Linked DNA regions of Mus musculus: region 1 is linked to region 2. A link is a loop called in an ENCODE intact Hi-C map of the cell type or tissue named here. Cell type or tissue: left cerebral cortex. All regions are shown on one strand.

Region 1 (8,000 bases), 120 kb before region 2:
GGGCAGCAGCAATACTGCAGAGTACGCTATCCAGAGGTGGTGAGCTCTCTTTCTTTAAGCAGGATCCTTCAAGGCCTAGAGGAGGAGCTGAGGTCAGTGGTCTCCTCCCTTTGTCTGTGAATAGTTTATCTCCTCTGAGCCATTAGGCTCCCCACCAATCCCCTCCAACCCCTATCAGCCTGTTTGTTCCACTTGGCCAAGTGCCTAATTAGACATGCAAATTGTAATGGCCCTTAAAATGAAGAATGCTTGCCTCCATTCACATCTTCTTAGAGAAGGGCAGTGAGAAGTCTGTTGTCTGAGAAGAGCTACAGGAGGGTAAGGTAAAACTGCTGGAGGCTCCTATTTTTAACTAACAAGGCTGAGTTGAAACCTTCCTTTGGGGGAGAGCTGACCACTGTGATTCTACAGGGAAGAGGTCATATCTCTGGTGCCTGCCCCTGTGGTCCATTGTTTCCTTAACCAGTCCCCCTAAAAGCAGACTCCTGTCACATAACACAGCCCAGGACAGCTGTCTAGCTCTGAAAGACACCACTGTTTAGGGAATGCAGGCCCCAGCAGGGGGAATCCCTGGGTTTGCCCTGGCACATACCTCAATCGCCTGCTCCCATTCATTCACGGACAGAGTTTGCCTTTATTTGTGTCTTGGCAGAAAGCCAGGGTGAGAGCTGGCAAGGCCTGCCCCAGCAGTCCTGGAGAGTCACTGGAGGACCAGCTGAAGCCCATGCTGGAGTGGGCCCACGGTGGCTTCAAGCCCACTGGGATCGAGGGCCTCAAACCCAACAAGAAGCAACCAGGTGGGAAGGAACCCGGGGGACATGGTATTCCCGTACCACCTCTGACTGTTCTGCTTTCTTTGCTCTACCTTCCCATTTCTTGACATCTATAGTGCTCATTGGAGAAGAATCAAATCTCCTTGGTTGATCTGAATCATTCACAAACCCCCCCCCCCCCCATGTATGACCCTCAGGCAAACCTTGGGTGCACATCCAGTCTCCTACAATCTTTGGACACCTATTTTTCTTCTTATCTCTTTTTGTTTGTTTTTGTTTTTGTTTTTCTTCGAGACAGGTTTCTCTGTGTAACCCTATCGTAGAACTCACTCTGTAGACCAGGCTGGCCTTGAACTCAGAAATCCACCTGCCTCTGCCTCCCAAGTGCTGGGATTAAAGGAGTGTGCCACCATTGCCCAGCCCTTCTTATCTCTTAATATTAATGTGTATATATAAGCACTGGAAGATGTCACTTTATCATCAAACATACCTTGTGCTTTTGTTTTTTGAGAGAACAGTCTCACTATGTATGCCTGTTTGGCCATGTGCTGGATTTCTTAGCATATGTCACCGCATCAGGCTTCCTCATGGCTTTTGATGGGTATCTAATTTTCTTTCCCAGTGTGTGAGTCAGATTCAACCATGTCCACTATGATTCAACCGATCCAATAAAAATATAAATAAACATTATTGCATGAGAGCCACAGAATGTGTTTGAATTAGTTTCTAGTAGTTTCATTGTAGAGAATCAGGTGAAATTAATGTTAATCATAAATTTTGACCTAATATTTTTAAAACTTAGCATTTTCACTTTTAGCCTACATATATTTAGTTAGTTCACTTCTCTGTTAGTACTATTCAAAAAATTATGCCATTAGGTAAAAGCTAAACAGAAATTGATTAAGGAATACTTATTAATTAACTTCATAAATTGGCTAAATAGATTCCAGGGTTCAAGCCAGTCCAAATTAACCAAGTCAGTAGCATCACTTGACAATTTAAACCTGACTTTCTGTGTGAGTGAGATCCTGTTCCTGCTGGCATTTCAAATACTTAGTAGTTCCATGCTCCTGTTGGCCATTGGCAGACATCACTGTATGTCACAGTAATGAGCTGGTTCTCAGGACTGATTTCCTTACAGATTCAGATGTGTAAACCTATAAACATGAGAGGATGGCCTGCTTCCTGGGTGAGAGGAGCTTTGAATTGGCTTCTGCTCTGGGCTCCCATCTGGGATTCTCTATGCCCATCATGGTCCCCTGCTGTAGATGCAGCTGGATCCCAGGCAACACATGGCCTTGTCCTGCTTTGTCTCTTAGACCCTTCAGACAAATCCCGTCTGCTTCCCTTTCAGAGAACAAAAGTCGAAGACGCACAACCAATGACCCTGCTGCTTCTGAGTCCTCCCCACCCAAGCGCCTCAAGACAAATAGCTATGGCGGGAAGGACCGAGGGGAGGATGAGGAGAGCCGAGGTGATGTGGGGGAGATGCTGGAAGGTCTGGGGATGCATGGTGCAGAACTGGGAGCAGCAGGCCCTCAGGACCACTGCACTGTGGGGTACAGGGGAGCAAGGCTGAGGGCCAGGAGAGACTTCCCCACCTCATCTCACACCTGTCCCCCTTTCCTCAACAGAACAGATGGCTTCTGATGTCACCAACAACAAGGGCAATCTGGAAGGTACTGTTGTCTCCCATCCCTCCTTTTGGGGCTGCCCCGGGCCTGCCTTACCCTGGCTTTGTCCTTCTGCATGGGTTTAATCCAGAGGCCTGGGCATTGATCTCGGTCAGGACCATTTCTGCTCCTTCATATTTGTTGCTATATGTCTATTTATTTATTTATTGAATAAAGTGGTATGTATGGTTTGCTTCCATTTTTAACTGAGTCTGATGAGGTTGCTTACCTGGGTGACTGGAGTTCGGGAAGAATGGAAGCTGTGGTACTTTAGTCAGTACCTGGGAACTCAGATCAATGGTACCTTGAACTTTTTCCATGTAATAAGCACATCTAGCTTTTAGGTTAAATGGAGCCATTGGGTCCTCCTCGAGCTAATTCTGATCTCCTTTCCCCTACTGGGTACTGCACTAGAATTCAGAAATCTGACATGAACAGACCTAGTGGAGTTTGAATATACGGTGGGCTCTTCATTTACATTCTTGGCCCAACGTGTCTTAATCTTCAAATATTTATCAAATAGTTACTCCTTATTGGGTCAGAAAACAAACCTGGACCCAGGGTACTATGGGCACCCTGTGCAAGCTGCAGTTTAGAGCAGTACTGACAATTTAGAGACTTTCAACCCACAGTCATCTATGTACCCCAAGAGTGATCCACCATTTGTTCCTTGTAGTGGGGCAGTATTGGTCATGTAATGGTTTTGTCCTCTTGAATGGTGGTCAGTTTAGAGCCAAGGCTCTAAACTAGTTTTTTATTGAGATTACTGGGATTGTAATCACATGCTATGTTTACCAGTTGTGGTTGCAGGCAGCCTTGGTATCTATCACCAAGCCAATCAGACTCACTACTAGGGCCCCAGTGTCTGGAATTGAACACTTGTGAAAGACCCAGAACACTATTTGGCCTTCTATCTTTCTGCTTGGCCAGCCCTTTGCCTCCCTTGTGTTGCTTCTTGTTCATTTGAGCTGGTCTTTCCCAGACAATGAAGTGAAGATGGCACTTATAGCATTATTGGTTCTAAGCACCCACCCTGAACACGCCCAGTCTCTTCTGAGAGGCTGGTAAAAGCAATCAACACAGGACATGGCACAAAATTCTCAGGGTACAGCTGGCAAGAAGAAATGCTCAAAACTGTCAGGACTAAGGCTTGGGCAGCTGATATTAGGCCCTTGGTTTACATAACCTCTGGCACCTCTCTTTCTTTCAGACCACTGTTTGTCGTGCGGTAGGAAGGACCCTGTGTCCTTCCACCCCCTCTTTGAGGGTGGGCTCTGTCAGAGTTGCCGGGTAAGTCTTCTCCCTCCCATGCCACATCCATCCCCATCCAGGCTCCCAGCACAGTCCCTGCTCCAGGCACTAGTGAACAGCTTCCTTCCCTAGGGCACCCCCCACACCCTTCCTGATTGAGGGACAGGTGCTATAGCAGAGAAGGCCCTCCACACGACACTCAGGTCACATGTACTGTCTCTGAAGAGCATACCAGGCCACCAGCTAGGGCCCCAGGGGCTTGCTAGCCAGGCATGGCTGAGATCAGGGCTGTAGTCTCACCTGCCTCTCTCTGGTGGCCAGGACCGCTTCCTAGAGCTCTTCTACATGTATGACGAGGACGGCTATCAGTCCTACTGCACCGTGTGCTGTGAGGGCCGTGAACTGCTGCTGTGCAGTAACACAAGCTGCTGCAGGTGAGTGACCCTTGGTGCAGACTGAACAAGTGGGTCTCTGGTGCTGGGTTGAACCCCGCAGAACCAGCAGCCTGTAGTCAGCTAAACCCAAACAGAAAATGAGCACCCAGTGGAATCCATTGTGGAATCCGTTGCTCACAAGTGTGTACTGAATTGATGCACTGAATGCTGGGCTCAGGTCAGGTGTGCCCATGAAGTCAGACCTGTGTGCCTTTGGTTGGAAGGGTCTGGATTTGGAGGAGATTGGATGATCCATATCCAAGAAGTGGTTTCTTACCCTGTAGCTGAAAAACACTAGGAGGCAGGAGGTGGTCGTCCCCCAGGGAACTTGGTCTGCAGGACGATCGCCTGGTAACCTTGATGCCGATTCTCTCTGGATACTCGATACAGATGCTTCTGTGTGGAGTGTCTGGAGGTGCTGGTGGGTGCAGGCACAGCTGAGGATGTCAAGCTGCAGGAACCCTGGAGCTGCTATATGTGCCTCCCTCAGCGCTGCCATGGGGTCCTCCGACGCAGGAAAGATTGGAACATGCGCCTGCAAGACTTCTTCACTACTGATCCTGACCTGGAAGAATTTGTAAGTGACCCATTCAATTATAGTCCCCAGGAATCTGGAATCCTGTGAAATCCTGTGTATATGTAAAAGCAAGAGTTAAGCCTTTAATCTGAGACCCTAGGAAGCAGGGGCAGGCCTGTCTCTGAGCTCAAGGATAGCCTGGTCTACATAGTGAGTTCCTGGCCATTCAAGGCTCCATAGTGAGATACTGTATGAGATACAGCAACAGGCATAGTAAGAAAGGTTGAAATCAGAGCACAGAAAGCTGAACCATGAGCTGTGTGTTGAGCTGAAAGGCAACCTGGGTTGAGTCCATCTGGAATGTGCAGCAAGACCCCATGTGCAAACCATTTCAACCTCACAGACCCAGTTCCCATCAGGCTTGGAGCCCTTGCCAGTTGACTGACACCTAGCAGACAATTCAAGCCCCTTCTGATGAGGGAACAAGAAACAAACATCAGAACTGCCTGGGACCAGCTGCTCCCACACTGTAGGAGTTTATCTTCTGTTCTTAGAGGCCTTGGCAGTTACCAGTCAAACTCCTTATCTGTCTGTGTGTCTGTAGGAGGCAGCTGTGCCTCCTGTCTAAGGACAGAATGGCCAGCCTGTGTCAAACACGTTCTCACCAGTTCCCATCATAGCCTCTGGGCTCTGGAGGATGGATGGATACTCTGGATATCTCTCTCTCTCTCTTTCCTATCTAGCAGGAGCCGCCCAAGTTGTACCCAGCGATTCCTGCAGCCAAAAGGAGGCCCATTAGAGTCCTGTCTCTGTTTGATGGAATTGCAACAGGTGAGTTTGATGCTCTGTTGGGACAATGAATGAACGAAACATCTAGGCAGATGAAGGTGTCTCCTATGTAGCCATTGAGAACATTCATAGCAGAGGTGTCATGTGTGCCTGTTTGTGCTGTTGTGTCCATGGCCTCTGCCTTCTCATGCTACTCTTGGGCTTATGTATGTGTGTGACTGTATAAGACTGTGTTTGCCCCATAGACACGTGGGGATCAGAGACAACATCTGTTCCGTGTATGTCACCCACGTGTCAGGCTTGGTGGCAAGTTCCTTTTCCTGCCATGTTCCCTGCCTGGGTCCACTGGCCATTTCTAAAGGGACATGCATCTTGTTTTCCTTCAAGCATCTGAGAGTTTGCTGGCCAGACAGTGCTCTCCAGCATGCAGTGCTCTCCAGCATGCAGTGCTCCCCAGCAGGCAGTGCTCCCTATCAGGCAGTGCTCCCTATCAGGTAGTGCTCTCCTCTCCAGCAGGCTGTGCTCTTCAGTCCTGGCCCTCTCTATCTTCTTTATTTTGTATAGCTGCAGGAATCAGTCAACACGAACCACACTCTCAGGTCTGCTGTGGCTCATGATGCTCTTCATCCCTCTTTGGAAGTTCATACGTCTTAGCTCTTGCATTTTAACACTTCTTCTTACATGTTTCCTTCTACATTTACATAGATACATTTACAGTCAATTAGGCAACAAATACTTTCCTCACTCCTGATTCCTTTCCACTTTGTGAGATTTCCCATACTTGGAATGAGACAGTCAATGGGGCCTGAGGTCCCCTGGGGTTGACACAGATCCTCTCAGGTGACAGGGATGGACTGAGGGTCCTCATTGTGCTGCAGGAGGACACCGTGGGGATGATGGCCCCACACTTGGCCTCACATTTCTCTTTGATCCTTCACAGGGTACTTGGTGCTCAAGGAGTTGGGTATTAAAGTGGAAAAGTACATTGCCTCCGAAGTCTGTGCAGAGTCCATCGCTGTGGGAACCGTTAAGCATGAAGGCCAAATCAAATATGTGGATGACATCAGGAACATTACAAAGGAACATGTGAGGGTGGCCTTTCTCCTGGGGTTCATCTCTTTCTCATTCTTCCATGGACTTTGGTTTCACAGCATGCTATCTCTTTCCCTCATGCCCAGAGTTGTGGGTAGAAGGGAACCAGAGACATTTGGTAAAAAGCAGCGAAGTCGGAACAATTCAGCGCTAATTTCTTTTAGTGGAACATGTGAGCATTCAGGTTTTATGGACTGTACCTGGAGTTGCTGACTAAGGAAATTTCTAGAATTGAGTTTTCTTAGCCACTTCACTAAGAATCTAAGCTTTATTTCTTTTACATTAAAGCGAATTATTATTATTGTTGTTGTTGTTGTTACTGTTATTAGTGTGATATGTGTGCATGCACATGTATACACACACATAGCTGTGGCTGCCAGTACTATGGCACATGTGTGGAGATGAAAGACCACTTGTGGATTCAGTCTGCTCCTTCCATATTTACAGAGCTTTGGGGGATCACACTGGGGTAGCCAGGCTTGCATGGCAAGTACCTGAACCCTCCAAGACACCTTGTGGACCCCAGAATGAAGGCTTCCATTCCCTCCCTCCTTAGGCTTATCCCAGCCCTTTGTGTTTTTCCCTCAGATTGACGAGTGGGGCCCGTTCGACCTGGTGATTGGTGGAAGCCCCTGCAATGATCTTTCCTGTGTGAATCCTGTCAGGAAAGGCCTGTTTGGTGAGCAGCCATCTGCTTTGGCTCCCACAGATCTTACCACATCTGAGTGCTGTGGTGGCCAGAGAAGAAGCTGTCTGCTTCTGTTTATTCTTTTGTAGCAACTCAGTCCTTTGCAAATCCTTAGGCCTCAGGAAGATGGCAGCGAACAATGCTCTGCTGCTCCCTGTGTTCTTGCCTGGTCACTCCAGGGGCTGTAAGGGTTGAAATGAGTTGGCTTTACTGATGGGCTATAGTTGGATTCTCTTGGTCTCAGGGAATGTGTACGTACAGGGAAGCTTTCGATCAAACCCTGTTCTCTGATGTTCTCTTATGGATGCAGAGGGTACTGGCCGGCTCTTCTTTGAGTTTTACCGATTGCTAAATTACTCATGCCCTGAGGAGGAGGATGACCGCCCCTTCTTCTGGATGTTTGAGAATGTGGTAGCTATGGAGGTCGGTGACAAGAGGGACATCTCACGATTCCTGGAGGTGAGTGGCCTGAGTGTCAGGACTGCTTGGGCCAGATAGTCCATGTTGGCATTGAAGGCCACTATAAGAGTGCTGACAGGTGGGAATGATTTCCTGACTTGTGGCTAGATCTGAGGATGAAGAATATAGCATATTTTGAATGCATTGGAGACATTTATTTCTATCCTAACCCTGTCTGTGCAAGTAATGACACCAACATCTACTCCAGACAGTTCCTTGTTTCCTGTTTCCTCTTTCTTCTGAAAATGGTAGCTTTAGGAGTCACAGAGAAGTTAATTATCCACCAGTTGATGTATATCAAACCCTATAGTAGGTAGATTTTTA
Region 2 (8,000 bases):
TACTGCTCCCACGACTCTCCCTTCCTCTCCCTGACCCCAATCGCTGGTCTCCTTTTACCCCCAAATCCTCCTTCTGTCTTCATGGCATGCATTAATGCATTTATGTGTATATGTAGCAGTATACATATACATGCATACATATATACATTCTTAAAGATTCCACACACATAGAATCCTTTTACTAATACCCCTGCCATTCTAATAAATACATGAGGTTATATGGAATTTACCTTTTATGACAAATAACAGCTCTTCTCTTCTCTTCTCTTCTCTTCTCTTCTCTTCTCTTCTCTTCTCGTCTCGTCTCGTCTCGTCTCGTCTCTTCTCTTCTCTTCTCTTCTCTTCTCTTCTCTTCTCTTCTCTTCTCGTCTCGTCTCGTCTCGTCTCGTCTCTTCTCTTCTCTTCTCTTCTCTTCTCTTCTCTTCTCTTCTCTTCTCTTCTCTTCTCTTCTCTTCTCTTCTTTTCTCTTCTTTTTGGAAGAATGAGTAGGAGTCCATGTATTCACACATCCATTCCTTATCCATCAGTCTGTTAGTGTGTAGTTTGTCTGGCGCCCTATCTTGCTATTGTAACACTATGGTCACAGGGAAGGAGAGACGTTCTGCAGTCTGATTTCAGTTCCACTGGCTGTGTTGCAGGAATACGGCTGCTGGATGGTGTGGCGGTCTCATTGAGAAATGTTTGTATTATGCTCATAGTGGGTGTGCAGATTTAATGTCTACTCAGACTGTGTGAATGTTCACTTTTCTCTGCATTTCACCAACGCTTGCTCTTCCTGTGTCTGCCTGTCTGCCTGTCTGTCTGTCTGTCTGAGTTGAATGCAGGGCTTTTATATGCTAGGCAAGTATTGCAATACTGAGCTGTATGTACCTATATCATATTACTGAATTTTGCATGTTGATTTTCTCCTCCCTCCTCCCCTCTTTCTTCCTTCTTTCCTTCTTTACTGTTTTTGAGACAGGGTCTCACATAACCCAGGGCATTCTTGAACTTGCAATGCAGTTAAAGCTGTCCTTCGAACTCCTGGTCCTCCTACTTCCATTTGTGAGGGCTGGGATAGCAGGCTTCCACCACCATGTCTGGCTCTGCTCTGATTGCTGTAACAGAGTGCTTAGACTGGCCTTGGTTTTTGTGTTCTGTATCTTTACCAAATTTCTTTACCATCTCCATTTTTGAGTGGTGTTTTTAGGGTTTCTGTGTATCAGACCATCGAATCAGCTGACAGTGCATTTACCTATTTATTTTATTTTATTTTATTTTATTTTATTTTATTTTATTTTATTTTATTTTATTTTATTTTATTTTATTTTATTTTATTTCGAGACAGGGTTTCTCTGTGTAGTCCTGGCTGTCCTGGAACTCACTCTGTAGACCAGGCTGGCCTTGAACTCAGAAGTCTGCCTGCCTCTGCCTCCCGAGTGCTGGGATTAAAGGTGTGCGCCACCACTGCCTGGCTTACCTATTCTTTTTATTCGAGTACCTTGTCTTTCTCCCCTTTGCCTGCTTGCTCAGGTTAGGACCATGTGGAGTAGGAATGGGAGCGGTATCCCTGCCTTATGCCTGATCTGAGAGGAAGAGCTTTTATGGTGCTGAGTCTCACATTAGCTGAGGGTTTGCTGGCGCTGGTGCTGTCCTGCTGAGTGAGCCTTCCCCACTCCTAAGCATGCCTAAGCTGGTGAGAGTTCTTATCATTGGAAGGGCACTGGGCTTTCTCAAGAGATTTTCCTAGATGTACTAGAGTCTCGGATGGCTTTAGCCTTTATTTTGTTAGTGAGCTATAGACTATGTGTGGCATACCATGCTCCCATCTCAGGGACAGCAAATCACAGTCAGACTTTCTAGTCAGATGACAGTTTACTTTCTAGTGCCACCACATGGAATCACATGTGTTTATTTGAGTTGTTGCTTATTATTGACATTAAAAACAGTTTATAATTTTTTGTTTGTTTTTGTTTTTGTCTTCTTTTTGAGACAGGGTTTCTCTGTGTAGCCCTGGCAGTCCTGAAGCTCACTCTTTAGTCCAGGCTGGCCTCGAACTCAGAGATCTGCCCACCTCTGCCTCCTGAGTGGTGGGATGAAAGGTGTGTGCCAACACCAACTGGGTATAATTTTTTTTTTACTCTAAAAAAAGAAAATGAATAAAATCTAAGGAAGACATGAACCCCTCAAGGTATGCCAACTCGATAAGAGATAGAAACTCTGGAGACTCGGGATATGTGAATAAAGCAGGTAAGGGGTGGAGGTAGGGACGAACGCTTCACTGAGGGAACGCTAGGCACAAGTGCCTTTTTGGGTGAATTTCCCTGGGTAGCGGAAATGCAAACAACAGTTCTGCAAACTCTCCCGAGAGTCTCCCAGGAGACAGGTTTGATGCCAGTGGAGGCTTCATGAGAACTTTCATGAAAACCGAAAACCCAATTGATTTTAGTTTTAGATGGGACAGTGGTCAGTTTTCTTTCGACAGCCCTTCTTTGTCTGGCCCTGTTTTTGAACCACGCTTATATTCCAGGGTTTTGCATATGCTTAGGATGGATTCTGAGTTCTCTGCAGTCCTCTGTTGTTGGGCCATAGTTTGCATTAGTCTGGCTTACCATTCCTGTTTATAGCTGAAGAAATGTCCATTCCTTGGTCTTGTTTTATCTTAAAACGGTTGGGGCTGTGGAGATGGCTCAATGGATACAATACTTGCTGCACAAATTCGAGGACTGGATTTTGAACCCCTTGAACCCATCTGACAGCTGGACAGGCACTGCATAGGCCAGAGACTGGGGGTCCCTGGGGTGAGCTTGTTAGCTAGATCAGCTGAGATTGGCAAACTCCGGGTTCAGCAAGAGATCGTGAGAGATCAAGGACGCCAGAGGTCCACTTCAGGCCTCTACCTGTGCCATCTACACACATGTGCACTTGCATACACATGGGCCAAACACAGGTAAACATGCTGATACATATGTACACCACATACATGCATACATGCACACACACACACACACACACACACACACACGGTCCTGATCACTTCTCAGTTACATAGAGTCCTTTTCTCTCACAGTGTAACACCTTTCCCAGTGTGATGTCAGCTGTGTCCCCAGACACCCCATGCAGTCTGTTCTTTGAATGCTTGGGTGAAGGGAATTAGAAGACATGCGGGCTCACATCCTGGTCCATTACTTTTTAGCTCTGTGACTTCAGGCTGATTTCTGAATATCTCTGATTCTTCCTTCTCAGTAAAGTGGTGGACATGCTCTGTGGCCTATAAGGTTGGGAGGTTCCAACGAGATGGTCAATGAATGCACAGGCTCTCAGCTCACACGTCAGCGCCGGCAGGCTAATGTGAAGTGTCCAGAGCTGGTTCATTGGTTGGTGTCCGGGTGCCCTTCTTTGGACTCTGCTGCTCTGGGTCCTGGGTACCTGCTAAGCTTAGGCACTGGTTCTCAAGCTTCCCAATGCTGCACCCCTTTGATCCAGTTCTTCATGTTGCGGTGATCCCCAAGCACCACATTATTTCATTGCTACTTCATGCATGTGATTTTACTACTGTTCTGAACCATAATGTAAGTATCTGATATACAGGATATCTGAGAGGTGACCCCCAAAGGTGTCTCGACCCACAGGCTGAGAACCTCCATGCTAAGGCGTTTGCGAGGGAGAGTGATGTAAGTCACTCCTTACTGCCCCCTACAGGTTGTGGAAGGACAGACCTTTTCTCTGGTTCCCCCACCACTTCTGATTACCTGGAACAGCCACCTGGACAGCGTGACAGACATCCTGTATGTGAACTCCTTCCAGCTGGTGGTCAGTGCGGGCCAGGACCGGGATGTCAAGGCTTGGAGACTCTCTGGTGATGCCATAGGTATGGGTGCTGCTGAAGCATGGCCTTTTCTGTCTCCGTCCCTAACAGAACACACCTAGCATTATTACCCCGATGCCCTGTGGGGAGAAGGGTCTCCCAGCTGCTCAGAGAATCTTGCAAGATGCCAATCTGTCCGGTTGTATCCAAGTAGCCATCAACCATCCTCACATACATTTACACATCCACCCGGCTTGGCTTGTGCTGGTGAGCTTTAGAAAATTGTATATCTGGTAGAGTCTGCTCATTTCTCTTAAGAAATAAGCATAAGCCAGGTGGTGGAGCACCTTTAATCCCAGCACTTGGGAGGCAGATGCAGGCTGGTCTCTGACTTGGAGGCTGACCTGGTCTACACAGTCAGTTCTAGGACACCCGGGGCTACACAGAGAGACCCTGTGGGTCACCCTGCTTCCAGAGCAGGCTTCCCAGTGAGCTCAAAATAAACGTCAGTTTACCAATAAACATTTAAAAAATGCAACATGACAATGACAAGGTTTTCCTGGATGTTGTGATGAGGATGTCCTGTAATTGATCCGTGAAGCTGGAAGGTGGCATTGCTCCTTTCTCACCTCCTCTGGCTGCGTCTGAGCTGGAGGGGCTGGAGAGTGGACTTAGGCAGATCTGGCTTACCTTATCTTTGGGTATGTCAAAGCAGACTTGGCTGGGCTGCTTCTTGGGAGTCTCTCTCTCTCTCTCTCTCTCTCTCTCTCTCTCTCTCGATCTCAGTCCAGCCCAGGCCTATAATCCTGAGTGCTCACTGAGCTCCTCACAGGATTTTGCACATTTTGGATGGAGACTCAGTCCTGCCAGCTGCGGGGCTGGCAAGAGCTCAGCTGGTCCCACAGCTGCATCCTGGCATCCAGGCCAAGCTTGGCTATGGAAGCTTAGGCACAGACCAGGAACTCCCGGAGAAGAGAGTGATGTCCAGACCAGTGTTCCCTGCAGACTTCTCTGTCATTTCTAGTTGCTTTTGTATTTGTTGTGTTTTATAAAAAGAGAAGGAATATGTTTGGTGGAGGTGTAGTCAGGTGTGGGGTAAGGGGGTGCCCTGCTGGCCCATGCTGAGGCATCCCTTCCCCCTGAGGGAACAGCCACAGGATAGTATAGTATAGACTTTATTCAGGGCATGGGAAGGGGAGTTGAGAGGGTAGTAGACAGAGAAAGGCGCGCGCGGGGGGGGGGGGGCGGGGGGAGAGGAAAAGTAGAGTCCGGCCACGAGCATGTAGAGAGAGAAAGGGAAAGGGGAATGGAGAGAGGGGGGAAGGGATGAGAGGACGGAGTGGGAGCAAGAAGGCAAGAGAGAGCAGAGGGGGCAAGCAGCCCCTTTTATGGTGAGTCAGGCACACTTGGCTGCTGCCAGGTAACTGTGGGCTAGAGCCTAGACAAAATGCTAACAATATTTGCTGCTATAGCTCTTCGGTAATGTCTCCAAAATGGGATTTTACAACCTGTATCTTTTCTGTTTCTTAACTTCACAATTCCACATCAGGAGAATGGTCTGTCTTTTATCTATCTATCTATCTATCTATCTATCTATCTATCTATCTATCTATCTATTTGTTGTGTTAGGGAGGGGTGGGTTCACACACACACACACACACACACACACACACACACACACACACACACGCACGGCATAACACCCCTGTGCCACTGCACACACGTGGTGATCAGAATTCACAGAAGTTAGTTCTTTCTCTATCACGTCAGTTTGGGGACTGAGTTCAGGTCATCCATGTCAGGATAATATCTGACTTCTCTCTCTCCTGCTCTACCCCAGATCTCACCTAGACAGGTCCCAGCCATTTTATGCCCTTGTCATTTCTCACATAAGCTGCTGGGAATCTGACTGAGTGAGGGCCACTAGGGTTCTTCCCATGTCAGCCTACACGTGGCCCAGGACCCTCTAGGCCTGAGCTCCAGGTATTTCCTAGGACTGGAGTCTGGCGAGTCTAGAGATTTGGCGTTGCCGGTATGATACCTGGCATGAGGCAGGCACTCAGCGTTCAGCTGAGTGGGTGGGGTGGAGGGGCAGGGCAGTGGGGTTCAGAGTCCTGGTTCTGAACAGGGTCTGGTCTCATGACAGGAACATTTGGCCTGAATCTCTGGAAGAGACTGCAAGAGGCTGCGATGGTGGATGAACTGGAGCAGGGGGCAAGTTTGGAGAAGAAGCCTGCTACAACCGGTGCCACCCTGAAGCACTCCTTCCTAGAGATGGAGTGAGTTCCTGGAGCCAACCTGGGGCTCCCTGGCCCCAGCCTGGCATGGCATGAGAAGCTTAGGGTCCGAAGGCAACGTGTGGCCCCATTCAGCCATCTCAGTGCCCAAACCAAGCAGTCAGGAATGTTGTGTTTTATAACAAGAAAGGAAAGGCCAGGAATATGTTTGGTGGAGGTACGGTATGGTGTGCGGGAAGGGGGTGTGCCTCTGCAGGCCCATGCTGAGGCATCCCTTCCCCCTGAGGTACCAACCACACAGTATAGTATAGAATAGAATTTATTCAGGGCATGGGGAGGGGAGCTGAGGGAGTAGAGACAGAGAAAGGCGGGGGTGGGGCAGCAATGACCCTGTGGAGAGAGAGTGGGGAGGGGAATGGGGAGAGGGGGAAGAGGATAAGGGAGCAAGAGCAAGAGAAGAGAAGAGAGCAAGAGAGTGAGAAGGGGCAAGCAGCCCCTTTTATAGTGCATCAGGCACACTTGGCTATTGCCAGGTAACTGTGGGGCGGAGCCAACAAAGAAGAGCAGCCCAGAAGGAGCCCTGCAGAATGGCAACTGTAGAGGTCATTACCACATGACAGGGGGCCACCCAGGCCTATGAAGGTCCTGAACAGACATCTGTGTGATATAGGGGGGAGAGAGTGTTCCTCCAGATATTGCTTCTCCTCTGGTTTCCTTCCCACCACCCACTACATTCTTACTCAAATTTCAAATGATTTCAGTCTCTTCACTTTTTCTTTTTTGTTTCTTTCTTTCTTTCTTTCTTTCTTTCTTTCTTTCTTTCTTTCTTTCTTTTTTTTTTTTTTTTTTTAAATTCCTGGGCATGATTTTGCACAACTTTAATTCCAGCAGTCAGGAGGCAGAGGCAGGCTGATCTCTGTAAGTTCAAGGCCAGCTTGGTCTACAGAGTTCCAAGACAGCCAGAGCTACAACAGAGGGACCCTGCCTCAGTTATGTTTTCCCTCTCTCTTTCATTTATTTATGGGTGGAGTTGTGGCTCAGTGCCTCTCATGACAAGGCCTTTGGTTACATCTGATACCATCACACATAGGTCTAGCCTGAGAGAAGCCACAAGGGGAGATAGGTATGTAAATTCATAGCTGAGGTTTGTCTGATAATTGTTGGGAAAAGCGGTTGTCTAGAGGTTGTCCACCTGACTGGATTAAATGAGGAAGCCTTCCTAGGTGATATTGCGGAGTTGATTTTGATATTCGAGTAGGGGTTTTCCAGGTACTCATGGCATCTTTATGGCTCCTGTGGTTTCATCAAGGTGTGCTTCTCTTGGGAGAGACAGACTTGTTGTGGGAGATTAGAGAACAAGGTGAGGCAGAGCTTCTCTGGGTTGCGGGTGTTTAAATATCCTGCCAGGTCTCTAGGTGAACTCAAATGGAAGAAAACACAGAAAATCTTGGGCCAGTCCATCTGGGCCTTGCTCATGTTACACAGTGCTTGCTCAGTCCTGGGGCCTGGGGGCGGGGGGGGGGGTGCGGGGGGGTACAGGGCAGGAAAGGTTGGAGAAGGCCAGACCCAGAAAGGGAAGGCCCTCTGCAGGAGTGGGGGATGGGGGTGGGGGTGGGGGTGGGGGTGGGGCGGGCAGATGGTAGTGAAATGGGAGGTGTATGTTTAAAGGAAGCTTTTCACAGCAAGGAATTGGCTGAAGCCCTGGTGTACCAGCGGCGAGAGCAGGCAGTGCTGTTAGCCTTTCTGCGTGGGAGAGCTGAGAAAGAAACTGAGGCATGGTCCAAGCTGCAGCAGATGTCCCTCACATCTCCATGGACCAAATCGCCTTCTGTTGAAGACATCGAGGAGAGCTGGACTCGATGGACCAAGGACAAGCAGGTGGGGACAGTGTGGGGAGGAAGGAGGACCTGGCTTCTGGCCATTCTTCTTACCTTGTGACTCCTGCAGGCAAGCAAAATTGTGGGGGCAGCATACAA

What was found. Peaks named below come from ENCODE experiments on the same cell type or tissue, not always from the same donor. Only the 100,000 strongest peaks of a DNase experiment are listed, where the experiment ranks them.
Region 1: it touches region 2 in a loop (4-fold over the local background); 2 of 42 quality-filtered maps call a loop at or near these places.

What each region holds. Positions count from the first base shown.
Region 1 is chr2:153,712,828-153,720,827 of GRCm38, forward strand. It overlaps the pseudogene Dnmt3b-ps1. Among named protein-coding and RNA genes, the nearest start is that of Mapre1, 24 kb to the right of the region's middle. In left cerebral cortex, no CTCF peak of the experiment used is centred here; a DNase peak (open chromatin) is centred at 614; H3K27ac peaks cover 492 bases.
Region 2 is chr2:153,835,185-153,843,184 of GRCm38, forward strand. It overlaps Efcab8 (EF-hand calcium binding domain 8), which reads left to right. Exons shown (of 29, transcript NM_001370916.1): 25 at 3,682-3,850; 26 at 5,934-6,066; 27 at 7,707-7,902; 28 at 7,972-8,000. Among named protein-coding and RNA genes, the nearest start is that of Sun5, 32 kb to the right of the region's middle. In left cerebral cortex, a CTCF peak has its summit at 3,683 (motif pointing left); no DNase peak of the experiment used is centred here.